Regions from separate parts of the Homo sapiens genome. Here region 2 is linked to region 1. The links are chromatin loops, found by intact Hi-C in ENCODE. Cell type or tissue: MCF 10A. All regions are shown on one strand. Links, peaks and the distances in the headings refer to the core of each region. The heading gives the core; the rest is flanking DNA.

Region 1 (4,391 bases), core at 215-4,214:
AAACTCCGAAGTGGGGAGTTTTCCTACAGCCTACGGGAAAAGGTAATTAAACACACAACAGTCCTCTAAGAAGCTCCAAGAAGCTCCTTCTCAATCATCTTTAAAACCACCATTCGTCTCAGATGGCTCTGAAGTAGTGCTGCCTAGAGAGGGACAGGCACAAATGACAGGGCAATGTGCAGGCTCTCTGAGTAGAAGATACTTTCAGGGCCACAAGGCCACAGCAAGCTGGGACTCTGCCACCTCAAATCTTCCTTGGAAGCAGGAGAACTATAAATTCCAATAAAAACAAAAATGACCATGGCCCACCATTATTAACTCTTTGGAACTTCACCTGAGTCTAAAGTGATGAACAGAAAGCGTATTCAAATTTTGGACAATCCCACACACATCACAAATGGCTCTTTTTAATTATTTTCCTTACGTCTTTAAACCCCACTAGTTCAATTATTTTTATAATTTTTTTTTCTTTGGAGATGAAGTCTCACTCTGTCGCCCAGGCTGCAGTACAGTGGCGCGATCTCGGCTGACTGCAACCTCCGCCTCCCGGGTTCAAGCAATTCTCTGCCTCAGCCTCCCAAGTAGCTGGGATTACAGGCGCCCACCTCCATGCCCGGCTAATTTTTGTATTTTTAGTAGAGACAGGGTTTCACCATCTCGGTCAGGCTGGTCTTGAACTCCTGACCTCGTGATCCACTCGCCTTGGCCTCCCAAAGTGCTGGGATTACAGGCGTGAGTCACCGCACCTGGTCTATTTTTATAATTTTTGACAAAGTCTCCATTGTTTTGTGATGAGATGGGAGTATAAATAAAAATCATACTTGCTAACATTCTTGAGTACTTGAGTTTACAAAATATTTTCACGTACGTTGACTAGTTTTCTTAAGGTATTTCCCTTGTAGTATTTCCAAACACACAACAGAATTAATACCACGAGTACTCATTTATCCATCAGCCACCTTTAGCAAATCTTGACACTTTGCTACATTTCCTTCGGGCTTTTGAATAATAATTTAAAAAAGAAAGCTACAGATACAGTTATTCCATTCCACTCTGCTGTCATTTAGAGAGATGACTACTATCCTGAAATACGAGTGTGTCACTCTAAAGCACATTTCATACTTCTACCATATGTGTGATTCATAAGCAATTTATACTATTGTTTAACATTCAATAAATGGTGTCATGTACTAGTCATTCTACAACTTGCTTTTCTAACCCTTACGTTTTTGAATTTTACCTTTGCTGGAAATATAACTCTAGTTCATTAATTCCAATTTAATTCAATTTTCACAGTACCTTTTTACCTAAAATAACGAAAGAGTAAATATCTTGCCTGATTCTAAGAAGCAATGACTAATTCAGATTCCATTCTCATCCATAAGTCCATGTTCTTCTACTGTAAAACTCTGTTTTCTGAAATTAGAAGACTGGAAATTACAAAGTCTTCATTTAAAATCCTGTCAAGCTGTAAGTTAAGGAAAGGAAAAAAAAAAAATCCCCACTTTCGCCACTGTCCCTAGATTCTTCACTATACAAACAGGGCTACCAATTCATTTCGAGAAGACGCTGAACCAAATTCTTCGGTTTCTTTGTCCACTCTGGGAAATGTGAACACTAACCAGACATTTGACGATATCAATGAACTTTACTTTTTAAGAGACAAAGTCTCGTTCTGTTTCCCAGGGTGAAGTGCAGTGATGTCATCGTAGCTCACTGCAGCCTCAAACTGCTGGATTCAAGCAACCCTCTTACCTCAGCCTCCAGGACTGCAGGAACACGCCACCACACCCAACTATTGTTAACTTTTCTTGAAGAGTGAAAATGGTATGTTCAAAAGGAAAAAAGACGTTGCTTAATATTTATACAGTTTCAGTTTTACAAGATGAAAAGAGTTCTTGAAATTGATTGCACAAAAATGTGAACGTACTTAACACTACTAAACTGTACACTTAGAAACTGTGAAGATCGTAATTTTATGCTATGTGTATTTTACCACAATATTCAAAAAAAGGAAAAAGATATATTTAGGGATAAATTATACGTCTAGGTTTGATCTAAAATAATCCACGGTGGGGTAGAGGTTACAGAAAAAACAAAGGTATATGGGGGTTCATTATACCAGTCTCTATTTTTATATGTTTGAAGTTCCAAAATAAAGTTTTAAATAATGGCTTAGCCCAACAAAAAATATTTTTTCCCTTTACTAACAGGTTGCTTTGCTCTTACGTAAAAATAAAAAGCATCCTATTTTTTGAACGCTAGCAGCCCTAAGATCTGCTTTACCTTTTGCAGTTCTAGAAGGGACACTGCTTCTCAAACTTGAATGTGCATCTGAGTCACCCTGGGACCTTGTGGAGATGCAGTTTCTCTTCAGTAAGGCTTGGGTGGGGCCTGAAATGCTGCACTTCAAACAAGCTCCCAGGTGCTGGTGCTGGTTCACGGGTCCCATACTGAGGAACAAGGCAACAGGGGACGCGTAGGCTGCAAGCATTTGCAAGGGGAGAATCTAGCAAGGCTTTATTTAAATTGCATATCTGGGGACTAGAAGGGCACCAACACTGCTCCTCCGTTCTGGGAAAAAGTCTCCCGGCTCCTTTGCACCCCAGCACCAGGCATCACTATCCACTTAGTGAGAACCTCTAAAATGGAGAGCATCATACAAAAACCTCCTAGCAATCAGCTTTATTCCAGCCTTACACTTAAATCTGAACTCCTTAAATAGCCATGAAAATCTAATGCCCTGAAAGATTCTCCTCCTCAATCTATTAAGTAATGACTAAGCCAAAGAAACACATCCAGAAGCCAAAGTGCAGAGGCCCAGGCAAGAGCTGGGAATCATTAACAAACTATAAGAAGGTTAAACGCAGTATATCTTGGAAGCTCTAGTAAATTCCATTAAAGAAATAACATTCATTAAAGCACGCGCGCTCCTAAGCAACCATCAACATCTCTGAAGAATCAAAAGAAGAATTTCTACCCATAGAAAATCTTATCCACAAAATACAGTTATTTCCTCTAATGTTTTATGGTTGTCAGGTTGACTTAACCAAAGTCTTCCGTCCTCAGAGAAATGCTCTATTATCTGGTAGACTATGAATGCCTACAGGACAGGGATTATCACTGACAATTCTTAAGCTCTTACCATATGATCATACAGCTCCCATTTATTGTGCTTTCGAGGTGAGCACGAAGCAGTTTATATGACTTATTTCACCTAAAACATTCTGTCACTAAGGTATTTTATTTATTGAGTCTTTACTCACTAAATCCCTCCCCTCTTTGCAAGTATTTTTCCTAAAATGTTAATTCTTAGCTTCTTTCAGCAGAATGATGTAAAGGAGAAGGTGCTACCCTCTTTGACCTGTGAACTCCAGACCAAGCTATCTAGAGTCCAGCTCTGTCACCCAGGCTGGAGTGCAGTGGTGCGATCTGGACTCTGGTAGAGTCTAAGGGACTCTATCATCTCTACCAGCTCAAATCATGCCCCTTATGGTTCACATATGCATGACAGGGAGCCAGCCACTGGGAGGAGCATGGAAAGAACCCACCCAAGTCCCTGCCTTCAGCAAGCACGCAATCCAGTGGAAATGTCACCAGGCAGAAGAATTAAAATCTATTTATGATGTATTCAACAAACAGATACACACACAAATATACAGTTAGTTCAGGCAGGCAGAGAAACCCTTCTGACAAAAGGGTTAAGGAGTTCTCTATTAAGATGGTTTCTCTATTAAGATGGTTTTGGGGCTGGACCTTCAAAGAGTACTTATAACACATAAAAAAGGGAAAAAATGAACTAAGACACTGAAGCATGTGAGAACAGACTGGTGAGTAGCTTGGAATGGCTGGAATGCACAGACCCAGAGAGCAGGAGCTCTTGGCAGAAAAGAATTCAATGGGCTGCTTATTACAGGAAGTTGATTTGCTCTGAAGCTCTAACTTTGCAATTAATACTTAATTTTTACTTGATAGTGTTATTCTTTTTAAAAAGTCTTATTGTACCTAGCTCCAGCAGCATTTCCCTGAGGCTGCAGCCTCTAGGGAAATTACAAGACACTTGCCCAGGCCAGGTCCTACCTACCTCTGCTGGCCCTAGAGTTTATCACAGGAAGATTTTTTTTGTTTTTAAATGTGTAAATACAGTTTCCAGAGGCTTGTTCCAGGGTGACTCTCAAGCCCAAGCCAAAATACCTAACAAACAAGAAAAATCCATGTATGCAGAGTATAAAGATGTGAAAAGTGTTTTGTGAACTATTTCTAAAGCGTGCAACATAACAAGAAAACATTATAACTCTTATCACTGCTGGGACTGAACTCAGTCCAATGACCTCCAACAGAAAAGAATTAAGGTCCTGAACACCCACATCCAGAGTCAACACTTCGTTTAA
Region 2 (4,391 bases), core at 244-4,243, 54 kb before region 1:
TAGCCCCAGTCAAATTTTAGATGATTTCAGCCCTGCAACCTCATGAGAGACCACAAACCAGAACTACTCAACTACACCACTCCTAGATGCCTGACTCCAAGAAACTGTGAGATCATAAATGCTTAATGTTGTTTTAAGCCACTAAGTTTTGGAATAATTGTTTACTCAGCAGCAGCAAACTAGTACAAGAACAGAAAGATGGATCTGAGACTGGGTTTTCTCAACTAGTAGCAATTTTCCATAGTCACGTCACCTTCTTAGTATCTCAGATGACTCATCTGTGAAAGGAGCCATGGCAGTTCATCAAATCTTCAACACTTTTGGATATAAGATGCACCGTTGCTTTACAAATCACTAGAATAGTGAAAAATATTCAAATTCAGACAATCGATTCTAAGGTGCCTACTATTATTAGGGATGTACAATTGTGAGAAAGGGGAGCATCTTAAAAAAATCAATGAAATACAATTATTATACTTGTTCTGTCCACTACACAGAGATGGTGTAAGGATCAATGGAATAACAGATGAAAAGACTGGAAGGATGAAGGAACTTGATGGGCAGCATCCTGAAGCACCACAGCTTGAGAAGGGGAAATGACATTACAGTTATCCAAACTAGCTAATTAAACTGGCTCTGCTGGGCTTTGCCAACTCACTTTTAATGCTATTGCCTCAGGCTCCTATCACAATTTATACTCAAAATGACTGCTACAAAGCCCAGCTGAGAGGAAAAAAAACAGTCAAGGAGAACCATCCACAGCAGTGTTCCTTAAACCTGTTTGAGCATAAGAAATCACTTGGTGCCTTTGATAAATACACACCCAGGCCCCTTGCCTAGAGACTCTGATTCAGTAAATCTGCAGCTGGCATTGGAATCTGTATTTTAACAAGGGCCCCAGGCAGTTCTTACGAACACACAAGTTTCAAAACACTGATCTAAACAAGATAATATTGACACACTTACTGATATTTTTTCTTGGATCAAACTGTAATAGAAAATCACAAACCTAGATTGCCTTAGTTACATCTCCTCCCCATATAAAAATGCTTTCAACTAAGTGAAAGATTTTACTGAAGGCCAATGCAAAAAACTTGTCTTACCAAGTAAAGTTTATCATCAGCTGGAAAACTTACTTAAGTGATGGCAAATTACACTATTCAATGTTTATAATATTTAAAAATCTGCATAATAAGGATATGAAAGAGTATGTCTCGCCAGGTGCGGTGGGTCACGCCTGTAATCCCAGCACCTTGAGAGGCTGAGGCGGGCGGATCACGAGGTCAAGAGATTGAGACCAGCCTGGCCAACATGGTGAAACCCCATCGCTACTAAAAATACAAAAATTAGCTGGACGTGGTGGCGTGTGCCTGTAGTCCCAGCTACTCGGGAGGCTGGGGCAGGAGAATCACTTGGACCCGGGAGGCGGAGGTTGCAGTGAGCCGAGAGATCGAGCCACTGCACTCCAGCCTGGGCAACAGAATGAAACTCTGCCTGGAAAAGAAAAAGGGGACCGGGGGGAAGAGTACATCTACTGACAGACCTGTCTCTTTTAAATCAATCAATAAAAGTTGCTAGGCAACCATATTTTCCTTTTTTGCATAGACTGCCAGGAATCTTTTATCTAAAATTTATGCCCTCAAACAATAGCTATCTACCTATGTCAAATAAAACATTTCCTGTGAGATGTTAGCTTTGCCCTGTATTTTAATGGACACATTATAGTAAAATCTTTTTCCTTTAGACCTTTTTTTTTTTGGAAGAAAGCAGAAAACAAATTTTGAAGTCAATAATGTTAGGTCATTTTTGTTGTTGTTTCTAATCACATTCAGACTAAACAACTGTAACACAATTTCTAGCAATTCTTCCTTCAGTTGCTCAGGTTGTCTCCCCTCGTGGCAATCCCTTGGCCTGCTTTTAAAACACAAAACAAATGCTAACCCTATCTTGGCAAGGAAAGTCAATGACTCATTCAAGCCAAAGAGTTAAGAGACTAAACAAAAAATAATTTTAGCGCAGCTCCTCAAAAGGCTCTTCTTTTCTCTCTCAGATGTACAACATAATTTTCTGACAATCTGACGCAACTATGGCAGCACATTCAAGCCATTAAAAATCTTTTTTCTGCAAAAACAAAACAAAAACAAAAAACTTCCACTTCATTTTTAAACATCTCATTTGTGTGCCTTCAGTTTCGCAACAGAAATTCATCCTTGACCTAAACTTCTAAATATTCCACAAACAATAATTAAGTCACTAGGACCCTGCTGTGAAAAGGGCATTTTCTGACAGATGGGCTACGAAGTCAGAGCACAAAAATAGATTCTATGCTTTTCCAGCCTTACAGAGCAAGGAGACGTGGGGCAAGGGTTTCCATAATCAACCTTCAGAACAACCCTAGAACTCTGGGTGCACGTAGTGTCTCAAAAGGACATGACTAAGTTGTCAATACTTTAGAGCGTGGGATAGTGTTACTCGCTGTTGTTGCAATGAAGTTTTTCAATCTCTATGATTCTTCTCCTACCAGCCTGGCTGCCCAGGCTAACTTCACCCTCTTCTCCTTCTAGGGAAAGGTCTTTTCCTCTGTTGAGTCCTGCAGACTTCCCTCTCTTTCCATCAAGGCTAATCCCATCCTCCCCTGTATTCCCATGACACTCACAATATGGCATCACAAATGGTTGTCTCATATGTCTGTCTCTGCTACTGAACCAAGCAGCTTGAGGTCAACGATCTCAGTTCATTCATCTTTGAATTGCAGGACCAATCACACTGCAGGTACATGGTACATGGCAGGTACTCTGCCAATTTGTGTGAATGAATGAATCGAGTTCAGCAACACTGAGGTCCCTCAGATTCTCTGACTCAAATCCAGTTATGAGGCCGGGCATGGTGGCTCACACCTATAGTCCCAGCTACTCAGGAGGCTGATGTAGGAGAATCGCTTGAACCCAGGAAGTGGAAGTTGCAGTGAGCCAAGATCATGCCATTGCACTCCAGCCCAGACGACAAAGCGAGACTGCATCTCAAAAAAAAAAAACCAAACAAAACAAAACAAACAAAAAAACCCAAATCCAGTTATGATGCAAATAAGGACATGAGGACTGAGGAAGTAATTTTCCCCAGTTATATCAAAAAAAAAAAAAAAAAAGAAGAAGAAAGAAAAAAGACAAAAATCCAGATTTTCTCATCCCCATTCCACTGCTTTTCTATCATGCCTCCTCTTTGCACATGCTGTTTCTCCTGTGGGGCCACTCCTTTTTGTGTCTTCTGCCACTACTTTTCCGACCTTCCTGAGGTTTCTTAGCCCCTCCCAAGTCCTTCACATCTCAGCCAAGGAACAAAAACAAGGAAACCAAACACCACAAAGAAGTGCCAGCTGTTCTACCGTGAGAGCAAGACAAACTGGGAACACAAATGCAATGCTGGCAGAATTTCTTTCTGGGATAGACTGAAATGTTCCTTGAATTGCGCAGACAATTACTTTCTACCACAGGTACAGATGTTTGAGAGGATTGTTCTTTTTTTTTTTTTTTTTTTTGAGACAGAGTCTTGCTCTGACGCAGGCTGGAGTGCAGTGGCACGATCTCAGCTCACTGCAACCTCTGCCTCCCTGGTTCAAGCGATTCTCCTGCCTCAGCCTCCCGAGTAGCTGGGACTACAGGCGCATGCCACCATGCCCAGCTAATTTTTGTATTTTTAGTAGAGACAGGGTTTCACCATGTTGGCCAGGATGGTCTCAATCTCTTGACCTCGTGATCAGCTCACATCAGCCTCCCAAAGTGCTGGGATGACAGGCGTGAGCCACCACGCCTGGCCGATTGTTCACATTTTATTTGGCCAGGGATCTTTAGAAAGTGTCTTTAAAAAAAAAAAAAAAAAAAAGCTGGGTGCGGTGGCTTAAGCCTGTAATCCCAGCACTTTGGGAGGCTGAGGCGGGCAGCTCACGAGGTCAGGAGATCAAGACCATCCTGGCTAGCACGGTGAAACACCGTCTCTACAAAAAAATACAAAAAAATTAGCTGGGTGTGGTGGCGGGCACCTGTAGTCCCAGCTACTCGGGAGGTTGAGGCAAGAGAATGGCGTGAACCTGGGAGGTGGAGCTTGCAGTGAGCTGAAATCGCACCACTGCACTCCAGCCTGGGCGACACAGCGAGACTCTGTCTCAAAAAAAAAAAAAAAAAAAAAGTCTTAAAAACATACAAGCACATTTGCAAATTTTATTCCACTTAATCCAGAAAAATGCTAGGCCCTGATTCCCAAATCACTTATAGATTCCAGAAAAAAATGATGACAATTTGATCTAATTTCTTAAAACATTTTAACCGTCTGTTGGTCTAAAACTATTTATTAAGACATCAAGAATCATTTTCAGTCTTAACTCTGGAATTAAACTA

The links. Peaks named below come from ENCODE experiments on the same cell type or tissue, not always from the same donor. Only the 100,000 strongest peaks of a DNase experiment are listed, where the experiment ranks them.
Region 2: a loop joins it to region 1, with 3.0 times the contacts of the local background. A loop is called at or near these places in 9 of 110 quality-filtered maps.

The regions. Positions count from the first base shown.
Region 1 is chr3:192,885,506-192,889,896 of GRCh38, forward strand. The region is part of intron 1 of MB21D2 (Mab-21 domain containing 2); the gene reads right to left. Among named protein-coding and RNA genes, the nearest start is that of MB21D2, 30 kb to the right of the region's middle. In MCF 10A, for the core only: no CTCF peak of the experiment used is centred there; a DNase peak (open chromatin) is centred at 1,766.
Region 2 is chr3:192,831,295-192,835,685 of GRCh38, forward strand. The region is part of intron 1 of MB21D2 (Mab-21 domain containing 2); the gene reads right to left. Among named protein-coding and RNA genes, the nearest start is that of MB21D2, 84 kb to the right of the region's middle. RefSeq lists an enhancer at 1-43. In MCF 10A, for the core only: no CTCF peak of the experiment used is centred there; a DNase peak (open chromatin) is centred at 1,967.